2 separate regions of the Homo sapiens genome follow, and region 1 is linked to region 2. Evidence: chromatin contacts called from ENCODE Hi-C data. All regions are on one chromosome and are shown on one strand. The core of a region is the stretch at or near the end of the contact, and the rest is flanking DNA. Distances in the headings are between cores, read along the strand shown. Region 1 holds the start of TTF2 (transcription termination factor 2). Region 2 holds the start of NRAS (NRAS proto-oncogene, GTPase).

Region 1 (3,803 bases), core at 859-3,358, 2.3 Mb after region 2:
AAAAATTAATTTTAAAAATGTTTCCAGTTATGACCATCTTTCGTCCAATCTCAAACTTATTTTTTTCAATCTTGTAAATATGATGAGGTGGAATAAGTTGTCCAGGGACTTAACATTTTGATCTAGTATATTTTTAATTTATGGAAGAAATATTCCTCCTGTCTGTGATTTGGCTGTGCACACTTTTGTGAGGTTGGACTGGAGATACCGACTTGGGTACTTGCAGAGGAGGAGCTTCTTCCTTAACGGGATATTTAAGAGGCCCCGATTTTGCCTTGTTTCGAAAATTATTCAAGAAATAATTAATTACCATGCCCCTCTTTCTGCAAATCCTGTATTCATGGTATACTACCTCCAATACAGCATCTATTAAACATGTACAAATACATCATTTGCAAGAATAACAATCTTGGAATAATGAAAATGCTTCTACCTATTTGTTGTTCCTGTCTTATCTCTAAGTTCATCTAAGTTTCGGAAGGGTAGTTATGTATAAAGGAACTTCACTTTGGAAATTCCATTTTTCTCTAGTCCTAGAGAGTTACTGCTAACTCCATTCATTTTGACATTTAAATACTATTTTATATTGTTATTTAAGTGTTCAACATGTACTAGTTCAGTCTCCTCAAAATACTGAGTAAGTTCCTTGTGCTTAGAATAGTTGTTTCAAACTTTGTGTGTGTGAATGAATGAATTTTACATTTCTCAAGCACCTAGTCCACAACGGGCACAAAAAAGCTATTTAGTAAGTACTGTTTAATTAATAAATGATACCTCAGGTTTGTCTCCCTTCCTCCGGATCCCCATAACATGTACATTTATCACATCGCCCAGATTTCCTAGACATTACAGATTTTCTGTTCTACGGCCCCCATAAGAACAGTGCAGGTGCCACACCATATGTCTGGGACATATGGTCCTCAATAGCTGCAATATGAAACTATTTCTATTGCAATAAATCTAATATCTATTCCTCTCTGTTTACTAATAGTTTTGATTACAACTTCAAATTTTAAAAATCGAGGATGAAGTTAAATAGAAGGGAACTGTCCCCTTTCTTCTATTTAACCTCGTCTTCGATTTTTAAAATTACAAAAGCATAATAGTAAAAAAAAGTTTGACAATACAAAATGATAAAGTAAAATTCGCCTTCACCAAAAGTCATCTATTTCCCCTTCTGTGGTTTCCACGTTGCGGCTGGTAACTCGGGGCTTCCACGCTGGGCGAGCCTAGAGAACATCCAGTACACACAGGAAGCAGCAGCGCGGGCCAAATGGCGCTGAGACCTGCGCACCTGTCCACGGACCGCCCACTCGCCAACTCTGACCTTGGGTGAGTCTCTCAAACTTGAGTCTCGGAATCTTCCACAAAATGCTACCCATCTCACCAGGTCGAGTGAGGAGGGTCGTGTTATGTGTAAGCACTTTGTGAAATCTAAAGCACGAGGCAAACGTAAAGCATTGTAGGGGGTCCTAGAGAAGTCTTTGTGCCTGCCTATCAGAGCCGTTTCAGTTCCCCGCAGCAGCTTCCAAGGACCTCCCACCATGCCCGCCGCTTCGGCTCCTGCACTGCAAATCTCGCGGCTCGGCCTGCAGCGGCGGCTTCCCCTGGCCTCCCACCCCAGCGACTGAGCGCGGAGCCCAGCGCGCACGAGCGCCAGCCTGGCTCAGAGACACCCACGAAGCCAGGGCCTTTCAGCGCCTGCTAACTGGCGCTACCCCTAGGGCCGCCTCTCGGTTTTAAACGTAAACAAGAGTTGCCCTTCCGTCTTCCAAGACCTGCAAATCGAAGCTTCTTTTCCTCCAGAAGCCCCGCCACCTTCTAAGCTTCTCCCCAGCCTCAGCCACGCCCCAGCCTGCAAAAGCCGGGTCCTTTACGCCCCCTGGCTCCGTATTTGATTTCGGCGCGCGCCATACCTGAGGGCAGCTGTGATTGGTTGGAGGTGAGCGAAGTTCCTATATGATTGGCTGATAGCGGCTAGGACGGGTGAAGGCCAAGGGCGGAGAATTATGGGAGGGATTAAGACTGCAAGAGCTGAGTGATGGTTGGTTCCTGAACAAAGAGGGCGGAGTAAAAGGCGGAAGCAGAATTGGGGGCGGGGCTTTGTGGAACTTGGGGGACCCAGCGAAATGGAAGAAGTTAGGTGTCCAGAGCACGGTAAGGGGCTAGGGTCTCAGCGTCCCGGGGCCTGTTGATTTAGCGTGGCGTAATCGTTGTTCACTTTCTTCTCTCTTCAGGGACTTTCTGCTTTCTTAAGACCGGCGTCCGCGATGGCCCGAATAAAGGAAAGAGCTTCTACGTGTGCCGGGCAGACACGTGCAGCTTCGTGCGGGCCACCGAGTAGGTCTGGAGCTGGGCCCCACTCCCTGTGGCTGCCCGGGGCCTCCCGAGAGGAGCTTCCCGCTCCCCGCTGTCGGGCGTCACAGGGCCGAGGAGTGGTGGGGCCCTAGTTTGCGGTGTCAGGACCCTTTAAGCAATTGGTGATCCCAGGGCAGCGTGGCGTGTTCGGAAGACGCCCAGCTAATTCTGGCTGTGTGACCCGAGGCTGGTTACCCCCCTCTCTGGGCCGATGGTTCCCCTACCTGTAAAATTGAGGATCCGGTGTTTTCCAGCTCTGGGTTTCTATTCACTTGACAGGCCTTAACCACTCCCTTCTCCTGCCCAGACAGTCCCTCCCCCTTTAAAGGAGTAAGGACACACAGCAGACATAGTGGAAAATAATTTGTCCCTGTTTTGCACTAGTTTTAGGCCCGACGGTTTTTTTTAAATGTTTGAGCTTAAAACACTCTAGTGATTAGTTGTTAGCCTTCTTATTTTTAAGTAGGATTCTCTGCATCTAAATGGTGAAATTGATAATTCAAAGAAATTAGCGCTGGAAGAAACAACGGAGGGCCTGGCGCGGTGTGTGACGCCTGTAATCCCAGCACTTTGGGAGGCGAAGGCGAGCGAATCGCTTGAGCCCAGGGGTTCGAAACCAGCCTGGGCAACATGGTGAAATCCCGTCTCTACGAAAAATTAAAAAAAATTGTCTAGGCATGGTATCACACGCCTGTAGTCCCAGCTACTCGTGAGGCTGAGGTGGGAGGAGAGAGTCAGAAATGTTAAGCATCTTCTCTAAAGTGAGGAAAGTTAATAGTTTGTCAAGTGTTAATGTTTTCACAGTACCAAGTGTCTACATTTTCTATGTGAATTTTAAAACTATCATCACATCATTAAACATCTCCTGCTCTCTATTCAGCAAAACTTGGTAGAGAAAAGTTATTTTTCTCCGTGTCAGATGTAGAGTACATAATGGATATCAGTATTAGAAAAGTGCCCTTTCAACATGTATACTAACTTCCCATGTTTCTGTTTCATGAGTTAGATGATTTACACTGAGCCTCTCAGATATAGTACCCAGGTCAAGTTTTGTGAGATAGAAGCATTTTTACCTTTGCAGGAATTCAACATTAATGGTGGCATAAGATTTGGTTTTACATTAAGAGAAACACTCTTATTTAGGATCCCATCTACACAAATGCTTTGCTATACAAACTAGCACAGTGGTATTTGAAGACAATTATTTGATAAACTTGATTTATTTGGACTATATCTGATAACCAATATACAGGCCAAAAAAAGTGCCACAGGTTTAGGAGAGTACTTTAAACCTTCACTCAAACCTGTTTACTCTCAAATGTTATATATATTTAAATTTTTTCATAATAAGTTGGAAGGGAGTGATTAAAAACTTACACAAAACAAGAAGCATATAGGGCGTATTGTTAGAGGTAGGCGTGTGAATAACACTAAGTGACAGCTCT
Region 2 (3,501 bases), core at 1,002-3,501:
TTCCAAACAAGGTATAGTTATGTTTAATTTCTCAGGAAGACAAACATGCATAGATCATATAAAAAATACTTTCATTTTGGTTTTATGGCAACAGGACTTTTACTTGTATTTTAATGTCATCACACTTGGAGAACTCTCTGGAGTACTGGAAGTGCTCTATACTGTTATCTGGGTGGTAGCTACATGACTATATAGAAACGCAAAAAGCACTGGGCTGTAGACATAAAATTTATGTATTTTACTTATGTAAATTGCTCAATAAATCAAACATTTAAAAATATTTAATTAAAATATTAAACATTTCATGTAAAATATTAAAGCTGTTAAGCTCAAAATAAAGATTTTGCCAAGGGTTAGCAACCAATTTTTTATAGTGGCTACATTAGAGTTAGTTTTCATCAATTAAACACGAGTAGCCAGATGGTAGGGAGGCCAGGTGTTGATTAAAATAATCTCTAAAGTTAGGCATTTCTAAACTGAACAAAATTACAAAACCCTTTATTTATTTATCTATTTATTTATTTTTTGAGACGAAGTCTCGCTCTGTTGCCCAGGCTGGAGGTCTGTGGTGTGATCTCGGCTCACTGCACCCTCTGCCTCTGGTTCAAGCGATTCTCCTGCCTCAGCCTCCTGAGTAGCTGGGATTACAGGTGCCTGCCACCACACCCAGCTAATTTTTGTATTTTTAGTAGAGACGGGGTTTCACCATGTTGATCAGGCTGGTCTTGAACTCCTGACCTTGTGATCCGCCTGCCTCAGCCTCCCAAAGTGCTGGGATTACAGGCGTGAGCCACCGTGTCCGGCAAAACCCTTTATTTAAAGAGCCTTAGGTGCCACTTACTGAAGACAATCTGTACCATGAACTCTCATAATAACAATAGAATCCCTAAGTACTATTACATAGTGCTTTACCATTCATAAATAACTTAAATATATTATTTAACTTTCCATAACATCCCTGTGTGGTAGGCAGGACAAGTTTATGGTAATTTAAAACATGAGGAAAATGAGGTTGGGAGAGATTCAGTTGCTCAATATCACACAACTAAATAAACTGCAAACAGGGACCAAAATCCTAGGCATAAAGACTAAAAATCTCAAGTTCTTGCTACTCCAATCATCTGGTCTCAGCTGCTTCAACTAGCTAATAAATAAATATTGAAGAACACTCATCTCTGAATCCTTTATCTCCATCCTATTATCTCCCATACAATCAGACAGTCTCGCTACTATGGCCTGTGTTTCTCATGTAATAGAGCTGTTATATATGAAGAAACTCATGAATGAACTCAACACTGAGTTTGCAATAGTTTACAGAACTGTTAAAAACTGGACAGGTTTTAGAAACTTCAGCAGCTAATAAAAATGAACTGTTCTCTATAAACACGTTAAGCTTATTGCATAACTGAATGTATACCCAAAATAACTTTTTACTTTCTCTCCTCTTATTCCTTTAATACAGAATATGGGTAAAGATGATCCGACAAGTGAGAGACAGGATCAGGTCAGCGGGCTACCACTGGGCCTCACCTCTATGGTGGGATCATATTCATCTACAAAGTGGTTCTGGATTAGCTGGATTGTCAGTGCGCTTTTCCCAACACCACCTGCTCCAACCACCACCAGTTTGTACTCAGTCATTTCACACCAGCAAGAACCTGTTGGAAACCAGTAATCAGGGTTAATTGGCGAGCCACATCTACAGTACTTTAAAGCTTTCTATAATCAATGGAAATGAAAACCCTAGTGTGACCTTCCATTTGGTTCTTAAAGTGACTAGAGAACGCAAAAACACCGGATTAATATCGGCCTCACACTTCTGGAGTAGTTTTCTAGCAACCCCCATCCTTAGCTATTTTTCAACAGTCCTTGGGCCCCGCCCTCAGCCTAAGCAATGGAAATCCCCCTTCCTATTACTCCCCGAAGGCTTCTCAGCTCTAGCAGGAAGCCTCCAGGCCGCAACTCCTTCCCATTCTCCCTTCTGTCTCCAAAGATCTCCCCACGTAGGCACCAAATGGAAGGACCCCCGCCCAAGGCCTTTGTCTCCAGCTGATAGATTCTGCTCCATTTCTGGCATCAGTGAAACGCCTGAACATTCCACAGCCCAAAGCCGAACACTATGCATGAGATAAACTTACCTCAAGCTCCACTGCCTCTGCTTTGGACAGATTTAGGACCACAGCCGGGAAAAATGTTGGAGACCCCGGAACCGCCATGAACAGCCCCCACCAAGGAGCGGCACTTCCGGCCCCGCCCGCTACGTAATCAGTCGGCGCCCCAGGCGCCTGAGTCCCCGCCCCGGCCACGTGGGCCTCCGAACCACGAGTCATGCGGCAGGCCGCACCCAGACCCGCCCCTCCCACACGGGACGTTTCAATAATGAAAGCGCTAGGTGCTAGTGTCTCAAAAATCAGTAAAACTTTATTCGCTTCCATTCTTTCGCCATTAACAGAAAACTGGAGAAAGCAAAAATGTTTCGTGTTTACAAAGATAAACGGCCTCTTTACCCAGAGATCAAAACCTCAAACGACAAGGGGGAAGATAAAACCGCCCTCCCCCACATCCCCTGAGCTGACCCTTGTCATCTTAGACAAAGCCTTCAGTCCACTGGCCAGGGACCCTGTATATGGCCAATTCAAGAAGAGGGCCAAGAAATCAGACCCATCCATTCCCGTGATATAAAGTTGAACAGAAGCTACACCAAGGGTCAAGTGTCTGTATTTTACAGGACACAGTAACCAGGCGGCTACTTATAAAAAAAAACAAGATTCATTTCAGGCACAACTTTTTTATTTTTTTTTGTTTTGTTTTTAAATCAGTAAAAGAAACCGGGTCCTAGAAGCTGCAGTGATCTAAGCAGCAGCAAGTTTGTGCATTCATTTTTTTTGTTTTTGTTTAAATATGTTTAAATTATCACACTGCTGGCACTCCTCATTTGCATGAAATTCTGCACCATACTTACTAATTGTAGTAAAGTTACCCCCCAACCCACGAAAAAAAACCTACTCTGGAAGAAAATTTTCACTGAAATATAACCAAACTTCTTTAAGTGGATTGTGACAAGATTATAAATGATATGAAAAATAACATTTTAAAATTTGGCCATCAACTTTAAGAAATGGTTTGCCTATACAAATTTTTGTAATTTTTAAAAGATAATATATTCTACCCTCATATGGTCCTCAGAATTAAAGCATAATGAACAGGAAGAAAAAGGAAAAGAATGCAACTGAGTGCTAAGGCAGAACATCTTGCCAGAAGTAATTAATGAAGGTAGAGTATATAATGAAAAGTGCAGAATTTCATAGGGCCAACAAGATAACAGTCTATATTTTTCACTTACACAGGCAAAGTGGATTCTGCAATTACCAGTTGCGTTAAATGCACCAAATAAAGCTCCTAAAATTGATACTATAAGGCGCCACCTTAAGTTTTTCCAGGCTGCAACTGTGCATTATTTAAAATGGTTTTCTTAAATTTATTTATTTTTTTAAACATAAC

Evidence for each region. A loop is a pair of places that touch in the nucleus more often than their neighbours do. Pooled maps may share reads with other maps.
Region 1: a loop to region 2 is called in a pooled map, with 10 times the contacts of the local background. The contact joins the promoter of TTF2 here to the promoter of NRAS in region 2. A Hi-C loop is called at or near these places in 5 of 50 pooled maps.

The regions. Positions count from the first base shown.
Region 1 is chr1:117,058,218-117,062,020 of GRCh38, forward strand. It overlaps TTF2 (transcription termination factor 2), which reads left to right and starts at 2,109. Exons shown (of 23, transcript NM_003594.4): 1 at 2,109-2,157; 2 at 2,238-2,340. The coding sequence starts at 2,130. CD101-AS1 (CD101 antisense RNA 1) reads right to left here and starts at 1,273. Exons shown (of 4, transcript NR_110786.1): 1 at 1,156-1,273. RefSeq lists a silencer at 1,180-1,229 and an enhancer at 1,650-1,809.
Region 2 is chr1:114,714,520-114,718,020 of GRCh38, forward strand. It overlaps NRAS (NRAS proto-oncogene, GTPase), which reads right to left and starts at 2,252. Exons shown (of 7, transcript NM_002524.5): 1 at 2,139-2,252; 2 at 1,531-1,658. The coding sequence starts at 1,641. It overlaps CSDE1 (cold shock domain containing E1), which reads right to left. Exons shown (of 20, transcript NM_001007553.3): 20 at 2,397-3,501. RefSeq lists enhancers at 1,948-2,047, 2,058-2,257.